3 separate regions of the Homo sapiens genome follow, and all the other regions are linked to region 1. A link is a loop called in an ENCODE intact Hi-C map of the cell type or tissue named here. Cell type or tissue: Caco-2. All regions are shown on one strand. Links, peaks and the distances in the headings refer to the core of each region. The heading gives the core; the rest is flanking DNA. Region 1 has its middle 63 kb from the start of UGT2B15. Region 2 has its middle 19 kb from the start of YTHDC1. Region 3 has its middle 36 kb from the start of TMPRSS11B.

Region 1 (6,202 bases), core at 632-5,631:
GGCAGTAAAAATTTAAAGTTCCAAAATGATATCCTTTGACTCCAGGTCTCATATCCAGGTCATGCTGATGCAAGAGGAGGATTCCAATGGTCTTGGGCAGTTCAGTCCCTGTGGCCTTGCAGGGTACAGCCTCCACCCTGGCTGCTTTCATGGGCTGGCAATGAGTGTCTATGGCTTTTCCAGTTGCATGGTCCAAGATGTTTGTGCATGTATCATTCTGGGGTCTGGAGGATGGTGGCCTTCTTCTTGCTGCTCCAATAAGCAGTGCCCTGGTGGGGACTCTCTGTGGGGGCTCACAGCACACATTTTCCTTTCACACTGCCTTAGCAGAGTTTTTCCATGATGGTCTCACCCCTGTAGCAAACTTCTGCCTGGACATTCAGGAGTTTCCGTACATCTTCTAAAATCAAGGTGGAGGTTCCCAAACCCCAATTTTTGACATCCATGTACTGCAGGCTCCATACCATGTGGAAGCTGCCAAGGTTTGAGGCTTCCACCCTCTGAAGCCATGGTCTGAGTTCTACATTGGCCCATTTCAGCCACGGCTGGAGTGGCTGAGATGAAAGGCACCAAGTCTCTAGACTGCACACAGCATGTGGACCCTGAGCCCTGCCTAGGAAACCATTTTTTTCTCCTAGACCTCTGGGTCTGTGATGGGAGAGGCTGCTGCAAAGGTCTCTGACATTCCTGGAAGACATTTTCCCCATTGTCTTGAGGATTAACATTCAGCTTTTCATTACTAATGCAAATACATGCAGCCAGTTTGAATTTCTCCTCAGAAAATAAGATTTTCTTTTCTATTGCATTATTAGGCTGCAAATTTTCCAAACTTTTATGCTCTGCTTTCCTTTCAAAAAGGAATGCATTTAACAGCACCCAAGTCACCTCTTGAATGCTTTGCTGCTTAGAAATTTCTTCTGTCAGATACCCTAAATCATCTCTCTCAAGTTCAAAGTTTCACAAATCTCTAGCCCGGGGCAAAATGCCACCCGTCTCTTTACTAAAACATAACAAGAATCACCTCTGCTCTAGTTCCTAACAAGTTCCTCATCTCTATCTAAGACAACCTGAGCCTGGATTTCATTGTCCATACCATTTCCAATACTTTTGTCAAAGTCATTCAACAAGTCTCTATGAAATTCCAAACTTTCTCTCATTTTTCTGTCTTCTTCTGAGCCCTCCAAACTGTTCCAATCTTTGCCTATTACCCAGTTCCAAAGTCGCTTCTACATTTTTGGGTATCTTTTCAGCAATGCCCCACCCTACTAGTACCAATTTACTCTATTTTTCTGTTTTCACACTGTTGATAAAGACAAACCAGATACTGTGAAGAAAAAGAGGCTTGGCCAGGCGTGGTGACTCACACCTGTAATCCCAGCACTTTGGGAGGCCAAGACGTGCAGATCATGAGGTCAGGAGATTGAAACCATCCTGGCTAACACGGTGAAACCCCATCTCTACTCAAAATACAAAAAATTAGCCAGACGCCTTGGTGGGCACCTGTAGTCCCAGCTACTCGGGAGGCTGAGGCAGGAGAATGCCATGAACCCGGGGGGCAGAGTTTGCAGTGAGCCGTGATCGCGCCACTGCACTCCAACCTGGGGGACAGAGCGAGACTCTGTCTCAAAAAAAAAAAAAAAAGAAAAGAAAGAAAAGGAGGCTTAATTAGACTTAAAGTTCCTCATGGCTGGGGAGGCCTCAGAATCAGAGCAGGAGGTGAATGGCACTTCTTACATGGTAGCAGCAACAGAAAATGTGGAAGATGCAAAAGTGGAAACCCCAGATAAAACCATCAGATCTCATGAGACTCATTCACTATAATGAGAACAGTATGGAAGAAACAGTCCCCGTGATTCAAATTAACTCCCATAGGGTCCCTCACACAACACATGGAAATTATGGGAGTACAATTCAAGATGATATTTGGGTGGGGACACAGAGCCAAACCATATCAATACTCATCAGTGATACTGGCTTGTAGTTTTATTGTTTTGTTATGCCCATGCTTTGTTTTTGTGTAAGAGTAACATTATCCTCATAGAATGAGTTTGAATTATTCCCTTTTTTTTTTATTTCTCTTTTTCTTTTCTTTTTTTTTTTTGAAAAGGTTGAGTCAGATTGGTATCAAGCTGTTACATGTTGGGTATAATTCAAAAGTGGGATCATAAGTTTCTGAACCTTTTTATTTTGATGAAAGACATTTTATTACTTCAATAACAGCTTCAATCCCTTGCCCATTATTATTTGTTTGATGTTTTCAACCGCTTTATAGTTCAATCTTAGTAAGTTTTGAGTCCAGAAATTCATATATTTCTTCTAGGTTTACTATTAATTTATCATAACAATTCTAATAGTTTTGTATTATTTTGGTCTCAGTTTTTATGTCTCTTCTTTTTCCATTTCTGATGGTTTTTATTTGCATCTTGTCTATGTTTTTCTTGCTTAACTTAGCTAAAGGTTTGTTAACATCATTGATCTTTGAAACAAGTCAGGGTCACTGGTCTGGTTGTCTAAGGTGTTATCAGAGCTTGTGATCTCAGGACCAAAAAAATTAAGAAGCGTGGTTACAAAGGGTGAGGTTGGAGCAAAAATTTAATAACAAAAAAACAAAGCTCTCGGCAGTGGAGAGGGTTCCCTGATGGTTGCTGTGTTACGGTTGTATTCAAAAGCTCTTATGAGGAACTGCTTTCATCTCTGTAACTGAGTAACTTTTCTTATCTATAAAACTGCCTGCATAGTTTCATCTCTGTAACTGAGTAACTTTTCTTATCTATAAAACCGCCTGCATATCTCCCAGTTATTCTCTGTCATTGTGGATATGTCTCCAGGAAAGCACAAAGTGCTGTTTCTTGCGTTTGTATAATGATGGGTTTGTTTTAGGTACACCCCCCTCCTCTCTTTGCAAATTCCCATGGAGCCCACTGTGTACATGTCTGAAAAGGGGAGGACACTTTTTCCTGGGAGCTTACTAATCATACAAAGAGCAAAGGGTTTCTATGCTGGACATTGCATGCCTTGCCTGCTTATCTGTGGCTTATCTGTGCAGGTGCACTGTAGCTGTGATTTTTTTTTTAGGCAGGCAGCTTCTGCAGTCTGAGTTTTTCCCCAAGCTGCTCTATTTTTCCTGTAGTTGTGAGTTTTCAGGAAGGCAGCATTTTTGAGGACCAGCCTTAATTGTTTACTTAACTGATTTTCTCTTTTCTTCTCCATCATCTTCACAAAAAAACAACTTTTTGTTTCATAGATCTTTTGTATTGTGTTTATTTTAGCCTCAAATTTATTTAACTGTGTTCTGGTCTTTATAATTTCTTTCTTTCTATTAGCTTTGGGTTTGGTTTGTTCCTGCTTTTTTAGTTCTTTGATGTATAGGATTAGGTTATTTGAAGTCTTTCAACTTTTTTGATACAGATGTTTGTTACAAGAAACTTTCTTCTTACAGTTTTTTTGGCCATCTTCCATAGATGTTGGTATGCTGTACTTCCATTTTCATTTGTCTCACAAAATTTTTAAATTTTCTTCTTAATAACTTCATTGACATGTTTGTCATTTAGCAGTATGTTTAATTTCCATGTGTTCATGTCTGTTTTCCAGATTCTTCTTTTAATTTATTTTTTGTTTTATTTCATTGTGGTCAGAAAATATACTTCATATGATACTTGTGTTTTTGAATTTGTACAGGCTTGTTTGGTAGCCTATCATAGAATTAAGGGAGACATTTTTTGTGCTAATAAAAAGAATGTCTATTCTACAGCAATTATGTGAAACTTTCTGTATATGTCAGTTAGGCCCTTCATATCTAGTGTGTACTTTAACTCTGATGTTTCTGTGTTGATTTTCTTCCTGGATAATCTTTCCATTACAGAGAATGGGGTGTTAAAGTCTCCTACTATTGCTGTGTTGCATGCTAGTTTTGCCTTTAGGTCTGTTAATGTTTGCTTTACATGCTTGAGAGCTCAGGTTTTGGTAAGTATAATGACTAAATCTTGCTAAACTGACCCCTTCATTATCATGTAGTTACTGTCTTTGTTTTTTGTTTTTTTTTTCCCGTCTGATTTGTAATCTGTTTATAACTACACCTGTACTTTTCTGGTTTCTAGTTGCATGGAATATATTTTGCCATCCCTTCACTTTCAGTCTATGTATGGCTTTATAAGTGAAGTGGGTTTCTTTAAGGCAGCATGATTCTTTATTCAGCCATTCTATGTCTTTTAACTGAGAACTGAGACAATTTACATCCATTTTTATTATTGACAAGTAAGGCTTACTAGAGCCATTTTGTTGATTGTTTACTGTTTGTTTTTAGACTCCTCTCTTCCTTCCTTCCTGTCTTTCTTCATAATTAGGTGATTGTCTCTGGTAGTATATTTCAAGTTGCTGCTTTTTAAGTACATCAATGATAGATTTCTTAACTGTGGTTACCAGTAGACTTACAGAAAACCATTTTAGAGATATGGCATGTTATTTTAAAGAGATCACAACTTAGATTGCAAATAAAATTATAAAATAAATAAGGGCAAAAGTCACAGAAAATGTATATACTTTAACTCAATCACCTACCCATTTTGACTCATAGTTATCTTGATTTACATATTTGTATATCATCTGTTTCTTAACCGGTTGCTATAGTTGTTATGTTTTCTGGGATAGGTGAAATGCAGAACACAAATTCAGTACTAGCTTATTCTGGGTTTTTGCATGTACTCAATTTTACCACTTGTTTTTATACCTTGAAAAGTTACTTTTTGCATGATAGTGTTTTACTCTTTCTGACTGAAGAGCTCCCATTAGCATTTTTTGCAAGATGGGTCTGGTGGTGGAGTCTCAGGACTTTTCCTTAGTTCAGCTAAAGATGGGATCCTTGTCTGTCCCATGGCCACAAAAATTTAGGCTCACAGATGGTTTGAATGTCGAGGACTCTGAAAGGCCAGAGTCCCCCTGCTAGAGTGCTTCCTGCTCAAAGCTTGAATCCCAGCTTCCACACAGAAAGAGGAGGGGCCTGGCTCTTCCCCACTGCAAATGGCACAAACTTGCTGAGGTTCCACCCCAGTGAACATTTTTCTCAGTGTTCAAGCTCTTTGGAGATTCTCTGGGGACCACCTCCTACCTGGCTGTCTCTTTCCCCCTTGTAAAGAAGTACATCTGAATGCTATTTGAAAGAGCATAAGGAAGATCAATCTTTACTGCTTCCTGCTGACAAGGGGTGCTGTTTTTGGGAAATGGTGGTCAGAGCTCACTCACAGGCCTATCTAAGAGTTCCCCCAGCAGAAAGGGCCATTGTCAGAGACTCTGCTTGCATTATTGTTTGGAGTTTGATGCCCTGAAGGCAAGAACAGACAAACTAGGTTATTAGAAAACATGTATCAAAATGAAACAAGGGGAGGAGTAAGGATAGCTCAAAAATTCTGAGGCCTTTTATCACTTTGCACAGGGAGAGAAAGGCCAAAAGCCAGACTGGTAAAATACCCTTTTGCTGGCATGTTGGTCTTCTGGGTTCCCTTCTTCTGGGCCCAATCTTTAGCCAACCAGCTTAAGGTTTGGAAAGTTAACTCTTTCCAGTTTGGAAGATGCATCTGAGGGGAATGTCCCAGAATACGGAGACATAATTACCTATCCGTGAAGAGAGAACAGAGGAGAAGAAAGGAAAAAGAAGGCACCTTTTAAAGAAGTCCCAGGGGGTCATGATGCATTCAAAATGGGTACAGACTGAAGGTGAATGGCTACTCACCTAGGAAGAGGGTGGCAGGTGTCCCTAGTTCTCTTCTCTTTCTAGCAGATACCTGGGGTACATGAGGGAGAAAGAGCATCCTCTTTTCTTCTTCCGTCCTTGCTTCCCCGAGTGCTGGTAACCTTGGTATGTGCTGAAACAGGTGTCAAAGCAACATGCACCCATGAACCAGTGGGGCCTAGGGGGTGAGAACATTCACTCTTACCCACTTACCCACATACACCCTATCTCCCCTGCTTTCAGTAGTCTGGGAGTCCCTAGACCTCATCTATGCCATGGATACTAACAAGGCTTTTATCCATGAACCAGGGAGCTTGGGCTTCACTTAATTGGCAGGAAACAGCCACACTCACCTGCACTGTGCATTTTGTTGCACAAAGTAGGGGCTTATCCTGCCTTAGGGACTGACTCTTTTTCAGGTTTGATATCTGCATGTTTTCCTTGGCCTGGCTCTTATAAAACCCCACCCAGGAACTG
Region 2 (6,202 bases), core at 683-5,682, 360 kb before region 1:
TGATGTGATTTGGCTTTGCATCCCAACCCAACTCTCATCTTGAATTGTAATCCCTGCATGTCAAGGGAGGGACCTGGTGGGAGGTGATTGGATCATAGGGGCAGTTTCCCCCATTCTGTTCTCATGATAGTGACTGAGTTCTCACCAGATCTGATGGTTTAAAAGTGTGTGGCAGTTCCCCCTTCATGCTCTCTCTCCCGCTACCTTGTGAAGAAGGTGCTTGCTTCTCTTTCACCTTCCACCATGATTGTAAGTTTCCTCAGTCTTCCCCAGCCATGCAGAACTGTGAATCAGTTAAACCTTTTTTTTAAAATAAGTTACCCAGTCTCAGGTAGTTCTTTATAGCAGTGTGAAAATGGACTGATACACCCCTGTTCTCCACTTTCTACTTAGTCTTTTAGTAATGACAATATAGCCTTTTACCATCCCCTTCACCAGACGCTCCCTACAGGGTAAGTTCATCTATGCACTCTAAGACGGAACTCTCTTTGAGAGTTAACAGTCGATTTATAGACCAAAGCATGCCTGCTATGGAACTCTCACCCACCAGAGGGTTACCTCAAGAGATAACAATTGAAAAACATGTCCGCTACTGTCTCCCAGCTAGGGAGTTTTTATCATAGTCCTGCCCACAAAAATGCCAGAAGTCACCAGCTTGACCTCCTGGTATGTAAGGGACCAAGCTAACATGCAGACCCCTCACCTTGCTCACTTCCTCTCCTGCCTTTTAAAAGTGCCTGCTTTAGGTTCTCACTCATAAGTAGGAGTTGAAGAATGAAAACACATGGACACAGGGAGGGGAACAACACACACCATGGCCTGTTGGGAAGTTGGGGATGAGGGGAAGGAACTTAGAGGATGGGTCCGTAGGTGCAGCAAACCACCATGGCACACATATACCTGTGTAGCAAACCTGCACGTTCTGTACATGTATCCCAGAACTTAAAGTAAAATAAAAAAATAAAAAAATAAAAAGAAAAAAGAAAATGAAAAAACAAAAAAAGGAAAAAGAAAGTAAGTGCCTGCTTTTGCTCCAGAAACAAAGTAGTACATTTAAAGTCAAGACTCCTGTGCTTCTTCCCCTAAGCTAGCTTGGGAAATAAATCACTTTGTTTATACCAGACCTCGCTTTTGTTAATTGGGCTCTGCAAGCATTGAGTGACTAACCTGCATTTATTAGTTACATTCTCACTGCATTTGTACTTGTCTCCATTACAACAATTATAATTATAGATACATTTTAAGTTACTATGGAGCCCCAGCAGAATGCCTGTCACATCAAAATTATCAAAGAAGTATTTAGTAAAGAGAAGAAAAAAAAGAATAAACAGAAGATATCAACAGCTCTGGATTCTACCAGTGACCAGCATTCAATCAACTCTATATAAATTATTCTCTCTGTTCCTATATTTTCTCCTTTGTCCAGTAAGAAATTGGACTCATGGCCAGATGCAGTGGCTCATGCCTGTAATCCCAGCACTTTGGGAGGCTCAGTGGGGTGGATCACTTGAGCCCAGGTGTTCTGAGACCAGCCTGGGCAAAATGGGGAAACCCCATTGTGGGGGTTCAGTCAGGCTGGTGGGAAAAATTTTAGTTATCATAGCCACAAACCCTCTTGGAAGGCCTGAGAGTTTGCATAACTTCAGTAATAGATCTAGCTGAAGGCAGCCTAGTCCCTTTACCTTTAGTTAAATAGGTTAAAGTAGATACAAAGGAATGTGGGGGAGTTTATCTAACTAGCTTGTTTACTCATGTGGTCCTAAGACTAATCTTAGTGTGCTTAATTGCTTTCTACTCGGGAGGTCCGCAATGTCAATTACCCTCTAGTGGTGTTGACTCAAGCCTTTGTCAATTAATCTTTACTGAATGAATGTGAGTCTTGCTGTGTCTAGGCTGGAGGTTCCAACTATTTACAGCACTCTTCTTGGTGTCTGTAAGTGGTCTGGATGCTCAGCCAGACTGGCAAAGCAGAATATCTGTGTCAGTGCACGTTATTCATCTGTCATTGGGTCAGGGTCTGCAGGACAGACCCCTGCACCCCATCTCTACAAAAAACACCCCCTGCAAAATTGTCTGGGCATGGTGCCACATGCCTGTAGTCCCAGCTACTTGGGAGACTGAAGCGGGAGGATTCCCTGAGTCCAGGAGGTGGAGGCTGATATAAGCCAGGATCATATCATTGCACTTCAGCCTAGGCAATAGAATGAGACCCTGTCTAAAAAGAATTAAAAAAAAAAAAAAAGGAAAGAAAGGAAAAAAAGAAAAACGATATGGAGCTTGAACTTTCCTTGACTTTGGGCACGTCACATGGCTTCGATTTCTTCATCTATAAAATGTCAACCACAGAGTTATTGTGAAGATCAAATGAGCTGTGCATGTGAAATGAAACTACCTTTACAAGCATTAAATGCTATAAAAATTTTAAGCATGGCTTTTAGTAGTTTTAGCTCTAATTTTCTATTATTCTAAATAGTGGAATGTGGTAGAAGTATATCACTGTTTTTTCTTTTTTTCTTTTTAACCAGTGGTGGGGATAAGGGGAAGGAAGTGGTTGAAAAATCGAAAGGGAACTTCTTACTTGGGTAAGTCTGGACTTAATTGTGCCAAACTTTCTAAAGCAGCTTCCAGGACAAATTTCCAGGAATATTTAAAAAATTGTTTAGACTGACTGGAACACAGATATGAAGCCACATTTTTTGTGCACGTGTGACTATGTGTGCCTCTGGAAGATTTCAACACAAACACGCTCTCATCTAAATTAACGCTTTCCTCTGAATTGACTCATTTGACCAGCATAACCAGTTTGCATGCCAGTGCAAGCAGAGAAAGTTGTAATAAAAAGAAGAAAAGAATGAAAGGCATTTAGAAATTCGGTGGTTAAATGTACACTTAGTTAATCATTGTATTTGTTTTTCAAGGGCTTCCTAACCTTTTGGAGAAAGAAAAATATGGCAGAAAGCTGACTGAAGTTTGAAATTAATATGTGCAAAATGTCTGTAGAGGATCTAGTCTATCCTCCTTTCCTTCATCTTAAGACTTAATTTTATCCAAAAATTAAGTAGCCTGATTAGTCATCCTTGCTTTCTTCTCTTCCTGGCTCCTTGGGTTTTTTCCCACATGTATTTGTTCAGCATCTATTACAAAGCAGGCACTGCCCAAGGCATTGTTTTTAATGTACAAGTAGGGAGTTTGAAATTCATCCTTTCGATCAGAAGTTCTCAAACTATACGGTGTATATGATTCACAAGGAAAATTTGTCCAAAGTGCAGATTTCTAGTCTTAATCCCAGATATCAGATTTGAGGCTCTTCGTGGGGCCTGGCAATCTGCCATTTTAACAAGTGTCTGGGAGAGCTGTGGCTCATGCCTATTATGCCAGCACTTTGGAAGGACGATGCAAGAGGATTGATTGGAATTTGTGACCAGCCTAGGCAACACTGCATGACTCTGTCTCCACAAAAATTTAAAAAATTAGCCAGGTGTGGTGTTGCATGACTGTAGTCCCAGCTATTTGGGAGGCTGAGGTGGGAGGATGGAGTGAGCTGTGATCGTGCCACTGCACTCCAGCCTGCGAGACAGAGGTGAGACCTTGCCTCAAGAGACAACAACAGGGCCAAACGCGGTGGCTCACGCCTGCAATCCCAGCACTTTGGGAGGCTGAGGCAGGCGGATCACCTGAAGTTGGGAGTTTGAGACCAGCCTGACCAACATGGAGAAACCCCATCTTTACTAAAAAATACAAAATTAGCCAGGCATGGTGGTGCGTGCCTGTAGTCCCAGGTGAGACAGGAGAATCGCTTGAACCCGGGAGGTGGAGGTTGCAGTGAGCGAAGATGGCACCACTGCACTCCAGCCTGGGCAACAAGAGAGAAACTCTGTCTCAAAAAAAAAAAAAAAAGACAACAACAATGGCCGGGTTCAGTGGCTCACGCGTGTAATCCCAGCACTTTGGGAAGCCAAGGAGAATGGATTATCTGAGGTCAGGAGTTCGAGACCAGCCTGGCCAACATGGTGAAACCCTGTCTCTACTAAAAATACAAAAATTAGTCAGGCATGGTGGCAGACACCTATAATCCCAGCTATTCAGTAGGGTAAGGCAGGAGAATGGCCTGAACCCAGGAGGCATAGTTTGCAGTGAGCCGAGATCGCACCACTGCACTCCAGCCTGGGTAACAGATGGAGATTCCATCTCAAAAAAAAAAAAAAAAAAGACAACAACAAACAAGTGATAAGCAATTCAAGGGACTCCATTCACCTGTTTGAAATTAATAAAACACTTAGTGATTAGATTAGGTTGGTGGGCAGCTGAACTCTTCAAGATTTTATCTATATCTCTTTAAGAACTCCAGAATCGGGGCTCTCTGTTCGAATCCAGACTCTGCCACTTAGGAGCTATTCAGTTGATTGTATTAATCAAGTTAACCTCTTTGTACTCTGTGTCCTCCTCTGTGACAGTACATGGGAATCAAAATATCTACCTCAGAGAGTCACTGGGCAGATTTAGCAGATAAAGCATGGGTGTTATCTGGCATATAGCAGTAAGTACAAAAAAGTAGCTACAATAATAATAACATAACATATAAATTAATATAATAACATTGTTACCATTATTGGCAGTAGTTTTACTGTGGCTCTATTTTTTAGAGAGAAGAGAGAAGACACAAAGTTTTGCCCACAATAAGTGGTCAGGTCTTGGAATATGACTAGATGATTGCTTCAAAAGAGAGAAGTGTTCTGACTGCTTGTATATGTCTTCTGAGGCGGAAATTGCTGTTAGTAACAACCATTTTAGTTTACATTTTCTAAATATTATTAAATCCCTGAGTAGTAGGTAATATTATTGCTATTCTGACATTTTCTTCTCATGGCTTAATTTAAAAGAATCAAAATTATACCCAGCTCAGAGAGGTAAATAACAAATGTTCTCAAGAAGCATCTAAGGCCAGGTGCAGTGGCTCACGCCTGTAATCCCAGCACTTTGGGAGGCCGAGGCAGGTGGATCACGAGGTCCGGAGTTCAAGACCAGCCTGAACAATACAGTGAAACCGCGTCTCTACTAAAAATACAAAAATTATCTGGGCGTGGTGGTGGGAGCCTATAATCCCAGCTACTAGGGAGGCTGAGGCAGGGAACTCCTTGAACCCTGGACGTGCAGGTTGCAGTGAGCTGAGATCGTGCCACTGCACTCCAGCCTGGACGACAGAGTGAGACTCCGTCTCAAAAAAAAAAAAAAAAGCATCTAAAACAGGGGTCCCCAACCCCCATGACACAGATTCTGGTCCATGGTCTTTAGGAACTGGGTTGCATAGTAGGAGGTGACCAGCAGGCAAGCAAGTGAGCATTACCACCTGAGCACCACCTCCTGTTGGATTAGTGGTGGCATTAGATTCTCATAGGATCGTGAACCCCATTGCAAATCGTGCATGTGAAGGAGCTACATTGTAAGCTCCTGATGAGAGTCTAACTAATGCCTGATGATCTGAGGTGGAATAGTTTCATCTGGAAACCATTCATCTCTCTTGTCCATGGAAAAATTGTTTTCCATTAAACTGGTCCCTGGTGCCAAAAAGGCTGGGGACTGCTGATCTAAAAGATGTCCTCATCATAATCACAGATAATGAATACAGAATACTCAGTATCGGAGGAAAGATAAAAAGTTCAGTTTGGGTCAATTTCTTCACTATTTACATACACTTAGGGCCTTAGACCCTTCCATGCTAAAATTTAAATGCATGCATTAGCTCATTTAATCTATAATAGCCCTATAAGTAAATTGCTATTATAATCCTTATTTATTTATTTATACATTTTTTTGAGATGGAGTCTCGCTCTGTTGCCCAGGCTGGAGTGCAGTGGCATAATCTTGGCTCACTGCAACCTTCACTTCCCAGGTTCAAGCGACTCTCCTGCCTCAGCACTCCCTGGGACTACAGGTGTGCACCACCACACCACACTAATTTTTAAAATATTTTTTAGTAGAGATGGGGTTTCACCATGTTGGCCAGGTTGGCCTTGAACTCCTGAACTCAGGTGATCAGCCCACCTTGACCTCCCAGAGTGCTGGGATTACAGGCGTGAGCCACTGCGCCTGGCCTATAATCTCATTTTAAAAGATGCCATTATAAAACATCTTTAAAAATGAAATTTATTCTCTGAAGTGTCAACATAATAAGAAAGAAAAAAAAGACACTTAGGTTAACTAA
Region 3 (6,202 bases), core at 844-5,843, 450 kb before region 1:
TTGAAAAAACTCAGGCCACAGATCCTACTGTAACTTGTATTTCTTTTTCCCAGGCATGTCCTCCACCTTGGTAAAATAGATCTCTGAATCCACTGAGATCTGCCTCAGTCACTTTTTGGATTACAGGTGTATTAGTCTGTTTTCACATTGCTATAAAGAACTGCTGGAGACTGGGTAACTTATAAACAAAAAAGGTTTAATTGACTCACAGTTACTCGTGGCTGAGGAAGCCTCAGGAAACTTACAATCCCGGTGGAAGGTGAAGAAGAAGCAAGCACCTTCTTCACAAGGCAGCAAGAGAGAGAAAAGGAGAGGGGGTGAACTGCCAAACACTTTAAAACCATCAGATCTTGTGAGAACTCACTGAGTATCATAAGAACAGCATGGAGAAACTGCCCCCATGATCCAATCACCTCCCACCAGATCCCTCTCTGGACATGCAGGAATTACAATTCAAGATGAGATTTGAGTGGGGACTCAGAGCCAAACCATATCAACAGTATATTCTATTAATTCAGAATCACTTGTTGAAAAGCAAAATTGTTTGCCCAGTAAATTGTAGTTGTGTAGTTGTCATAAAATTAGGTGACTAGATGTATGTGTCAGTTTCTGGTCTCCGACCTCTCTTCTATAGATATATCTGTCTATCCTCACAGTAATACCACTGTAGTCTAGATGTCTGGAAGTATAACTTCCAGGTTTGACTTTCTTCAAGGCTATACAAGGTTCAAAACAGTATCAAAATCCAGAGGTAGAAGGCAAGTTTGTGATGAGGTGCAGGGCCACATCCAGATAGGGCTAATCAGGAGTTAGTACTGACCAGGATTTGATGTTGACCTTATAACAGTGAATTAAGTTTTAAATATGAGAAGGTGGGTTGTCTTATCTGTTTTTATTACTCTCTCTGTTCCTCAGTTTTTTATTCAGTGTAACACATAGGAAAAGTATATTTCTTATTTGATTATTGTGAGCAATAATGTATTGATTCATAAAATACTTAAAATTATTCTTATTATGTAGTAGACTTCTATTATATAGTAGACTCTTACTTAATGTTTGGTATTGTAATTATTGTTTTTCTTGTTAGTATTCTTATTTTAGCATCTGGAAAGTGCTCAACATTTTACTTTGAGGCATTGCAGTTGCATCTCTTTCTACTATTGAAATGATTATGAGGCCGGGCGCGGTGGCTCACGCCTGCAATCCCAGCACTTTGGGAGGCTGAGGCGGGAAGATCACGAGGTCAGGAGATCGAGACCATCCTGGCTAACATGGTGAAACCCCATATCTACTAAAAATACAAAAAGAAATTAGTCGGGCATGCTGGCAGGCGCCTGTAGTCCCAGCTACTCAGGAGGCTGAGACAGGAGAATGGCGCGAACCCAGGAGGCAGAGGTTGCAGTGAGCCGAGATTGTGCCACTGCACTCCAGCCTGGGCGACAGAGCAAGACTCTGTCTCAAAAAAAAAAAAAATTGATTATAAACTGACAGATAATGAAAACAGGTGTAAATGGGGATATGGCTTGCAAACGTTGAACCACAAAATGCTATAGAATGGCACTACAGCAATATCAATGGAGATCATTTCCTCTTATTTGAAAAACAGAGTGGGAGAACTGGGTTTTTGAGAGTGGGTACTAATCCTGTTATATTTTTATAATTTAATGGGGAAATGAAGAAATTACTTAATACATTAAAAAACTAATACAATATCTTTCATATTATAAATATTCAATATGTATCAGCTAGTAGAGAAATTATCAGCTGGTCATGGTGGTTCAGGCCTGTAATCCCGGCATTTTGGAAGGCCAGAGTGGGTGGATTACTTGTGTTCAGTAGTTGGAGACCGGCCTGAGCAACATGGCAAAACCCTGTCTCTACAAAATTAAAAAATACTAAAACTTATTGTGGCATATGGCATGTGCCTGTAGTCTGAGCTACTCAGGAGGCCGAGGTGGGAAGATCACTTGAGCCTAGGAGGCAGAGGTTGCAGTGAGTGAGATTGCACCATTGCACTCCAGCCTGGGCAACAGAGAGAGACCTTGTCTCAAAAAAAAATTATTTTCATTTTTGTACACTAGCATTAGGTTTATTAAAAAGCAACAAGTGTAGAAAGACATCTATGCTAGAGAGATGTACTTTTACATTCAACCACTAAGTGAAAGATATATTTGTTTCTCAAAAACAAAAAGAAAACATGCTTCTCGTGGTACTCAGTAGGATGAACATCAGTTGTGCTAAAATTAAAGTAACATAGCTTTAAAAACATTTCATGTTCAGTGTATTATTATTGCCAATATACCCTCAAACAAAATGTTGTATTTTTATGTAGGTCATTATGAAACAGAAGGAAAATATATATATATATATAAAAAGATTAAAAATAATAATAGTAATATTATAACTGAAATTAATGTATATACTGAATAATTTGGAAACAAAATATTTTTGGTTTCAGAAATTTTGCCTTTTAACCAGGAAAATTCCAACTTATCTCTTCCAAGTAAAATACTTCGTGATTTTATAATTCTTCAGATATGACAAAAAACCACAACCAAAAGAGCTAAGAATATGCCTACATTTATACGCAGTATCCTCTTTTTTCAATAGTTTTAATTGGGTAAATTTGAAATCCCTGGTTGTTTATTATTTATCATTGAAGGGATCAAAATATTCACATAGGAAATTCAGGATGCATCAAATGTAATGGGAATTAGTGATTGATTATGTTGTGTTCCTTTACTGGAACCTAAAACACTTTAGAAGACTTTAAAACATTTGAAAAGTTTTCATGCTGAAAGAAAATGATAACTCTGCAGATTAGTAATTATAATATTCATGGTTCCCTACTTCAACTTTGTTCTCAACGCTTTCTGTAATCATTTAGTGACAAACTTCAGTAATTCCTTTCATTCTGCTTGAGGCTATTTCAAAATTTGTCCACTATCCTTAAACCTCCTACAAATTTTTTCACTAAAACCACTGGAAAAAAACTAACTGACAAAAATTAAGCAAATTTGTACTTACTACTGTATTCATTTTCAGCCATACTATTGCCACATTGGCCTTCCTGTAAAATATGTAAATTGAAGGGGGCCAGCTCCTCCACACCTGTGGGTGTTTCTGGTCAGGTGGGACAAGAGATTGAGAAAAGGAATAAGACACAGAGACAAAGTATAGAGAAAGAAAAGTGGGGCTAGGGGACCAGCGCTCAGCATACGGAGGACCCACGCCGGCACGGGTCTGCGTTCCCTGAGTATTTATTGATCACTCTACCATTTCGGAGAGGGGGATGTGGCAGGTCAATAGGGTAATAGTGGGGAGAGGGTCAGCAGGAAAACATGTGAGCAAAGATCTCTGTGTCATAAATAAGTTTAAGGAAAGGTGCTGTGCTTTGTTGTGCATGTACACAAACATCTTGGTGCATTAAAGAGCAGTATTGCCACTAGCATGTCTCACCTCCAGCCCTAAGGCTGTTTTCTCCTATCTCAGTAAATAGAACATACAATCAGGTTTTACACCGAGACATTCCATTCCCAGGGACAAGCAGGAGACAGATGCCTTCCTCTTATCTCAACTGCAAAGAGGCCTTCATATTTTACTAATCCTCCTCAGCACAGACCCTTTACGGGTGTTGGGCTGGGGGACGGTCAGGTCTTTCCCTTCCCACGAGGCCATATCTCAGGCTATCACATGGTGAGAAACCTTGGACAATACCTGGCTTTCCTAGGCAGAGGTCCCTGCGGCCTTCCACAGTGTATTGTGTCCCTGGGTACTTGAGATTAGAGAATGGCGATGACTTTTACCAAGCATACTGCCTTCAAGCACTTTTTTAACAAAGCACATTCTGCACAGCCCTAAATCCATTAAACCTTGGGTCAACACAGCACATATCTCTGCAAGCACAGGGTTGGGGCTAGGGTTACAGATTAACAACATCTCAAGGCAGAAGAATTTCTCTTAGTACAGAACAAAATGGAGTTTCTTATGTCTACTTCTTTCTACATAGACACATTAACAGTCTGATTTCTCTTTCTTTTCCCCACATAGAGTAAAAAAAAAATTATACTCATGAAGGGTTATATATGACTGTCTTCTATATATCGAGCAAATCTGTACTTGACTTTGTGCTCAAGTCCAATATAACAGCTGCTCCCTTGGCCTTCATGTGAGCAATGTTATCATGTTGGTCCGCAAACAAAGGAATGCCCATGGAGGGACTCCACGGTAGATCATCTCATAGATGCTATTGTTCCACCATAAGTTATAAAGGCTTTGGTTTGGGGATGATCTAGGATTGTGTGATTTTTAGCAAGATTACTAATTGTACATCTGAGAAATAAGATGAGAAACGCACAATATAAGGCAATGAAAGATAAAGTGTTTTCTATGAACAAGTTATTGCATGCATGAAACTGCACTGATATTGCTTTCAGATCTCAGAGGAAGAAGCACCTAAGCCCACTGGGGAGGTAAGTGAAGGCTACGTGAAAAAGGTACTGTGTGACATGAGACTTGAGACTTGAAAAATGAGTGTGAGATTGCCAGAAGGAGAAAATGAAGGAACACATTCACAATAAATAAAGAGCAAGTGTGAGAAAGGGAGAGGGAAGCAAAAGAAAAATACATTATCTTAAAGAAACATTGATGTCACACTGAAAGTGATATGTAGGGCAGGGCAACAGGGAATTGAGTGGGCATGCTGGAATCAGAGGAAGGACAGGCCACACTTTATCATGAAATATATTATCATTTCATAATAAAGTTGTCAAGTATTTTCTCATAGAAAATGCAGTCTCTCATAATAAAAGAGGTGTTGTTATTTTTCAGAGGCAGTAGGGGAGATAGGTGTAAGACTGCAGAACAAAGGACAGTGTGACAATCCAGGAAGTTATCAAAAAATCCTCTGTGATATGTAACTGCATTTGAAATAAGGTACTTTGATTCCGGCCATAAAGAATGTGACTCTGGGTTAAAAAGTGCCATCCCAGGCTGAGCACAGTGGCTGATTTCTGGAATCCCAGTGTTTGGGAGTCTGAGCCTAGAGGATCGCTTGAGGCCTGGAGTTCAAGACCAGCCTGGGCAACATAGTGAGACCCTGTTACTACAAAAAAATTAGCCGGGCATGGTGGTGTGCACCTGTAGTCCCAGCCACTGGGGCGGCTGAGAAAGGAGGCTCACTACTGTAATCTATGATTGTACTACTATGCTTCAGCCTGGGCTACAGAGCAAGACCTTATCTCAGGAAACAACAACAACAACCCCTTAAAGTATGTCTTTTCCTCTCTAAAACTAGAAAATAAATATGAAGAAGTTAATTTTATTTTTAAATTTTTTATTAATAAGTGTTTAATAAATTATTTCCTGTTTATTATCACTCTGGCTATTACTCATGTTTTCAGTATTTTCTTTTTTCATGTCTTATGAAGACATTCATTCTGTGGGATCCACCTATGCCACTGAGTATTGGATCTTAAGGTATTTGGTTTCCTTCCAAAAATACCTTATTGACAATACCTTATAGCATGCAGGAATTCTAAAGAGATTAAGAGATCGCATAGTTAAACGCCTTTCATATGACAGACAAGGAAATGAGGACAAGACAGGGTGAGTAATGAGAACTGTTAAAACATTGATGTAAATAGGAATACTCACATTTCTCGTACTTACTTTTATATTCAATTAAGGTATGAAATGTAACCTTGATGTTTCACAAATAGTTTCTTAAACAAATGAGATTATCAATGACAAATTTAAATATTTAAGAAAGAGTTAAACATCATTATAATTGTAATGCAAAGAATTGTAGCAAATTTCTAATGAGCTATACTTGTTTTTGTTTTATGTACCTATTTTTTATATTAGCTCTCATTTTCCAACTTAATATAACCTCTTAATTTTTTTGAGTTGTGCTGGAGGGCATTGACTTATATTATTTGTTCTATACATTATTTTATTAAAGTTTTAAATATTTTAACTTACAGAAAAGCATGTCTATGAAATCATCTGCTTGTGAGAAATAAAATAATTCTGATTTTTAAAAAGTGTAACTTCTTTTAGATGACAAAGTATTAAACACTGCTTCCAAGAAAAATCTGAAGTGGTAATTTAGAATATAAATTTCGAGTATCATCATGATTGCTGAGTTTGAAAATCCTTCAAATGTTTAATCAAAAGACCAATCTTAATTCAAAAGTTATTA

Evidence for each region. Peaks named below come from ENCODE experiments on the same cell type or tissue, not always from the same donor. Only the 100,000 strongest peaks of a DNase experiment are listed, where the experiment ranks them.
Region 2: it touches region 1 in a loop (6-fold over the local background); 1 of 110 quality-filtered maps calls a loop at or near these places.
Region 3: it touches region 1 in a loop (14-fold over the local background); 1 of 110 quality-filtered maps calls a loop at or near these places.

Annotation. Positions count from the first base shown.
Region 1 is chr4:68,730,351-68,736,552 of GRCh38, forward strand. No RefSeq gene overlaps it. Among named protein-coding and RNA genes, the nearest start is that of UGT2B15, 63 kb to the left of the region's middle. In Caco-2, for the core only: no CTCF peak of the experiment used is centred there; DNase peaks (open chromatin) are centred at 2,621 and 2,961; H3K4me3 peaks cover 179 bases.
Region 2 is chr4:68,366,207-68,372,408 of GRCh38, forward strand. No RefSeq gene overlaps it. Among named protein-coding and RNA genes, the nearest start is that of YTHDC1, 19 kb to the left of the region's middle. In Caco-2, for the core only: no CTCF peak of the experiment used is centred there; DNase peaks (open chromatin) are centred at 1,850, 2,755 and 3,455.
Region 3 is chr4:68,278,380-68,284,581 of GRCh38, forward strand. No RefSeq gene overlaps it. Among named protein-coding and RNA genes, the nearest start is that of TMPRSS11B, 36 kb to the left of the region's middle. In Caco-2, for the core only: no CTCF peak of the experiment used is centred there; a DNase peak (open chromatin) is centred at 3,722; H3K4me3 peaks cover 353 bases.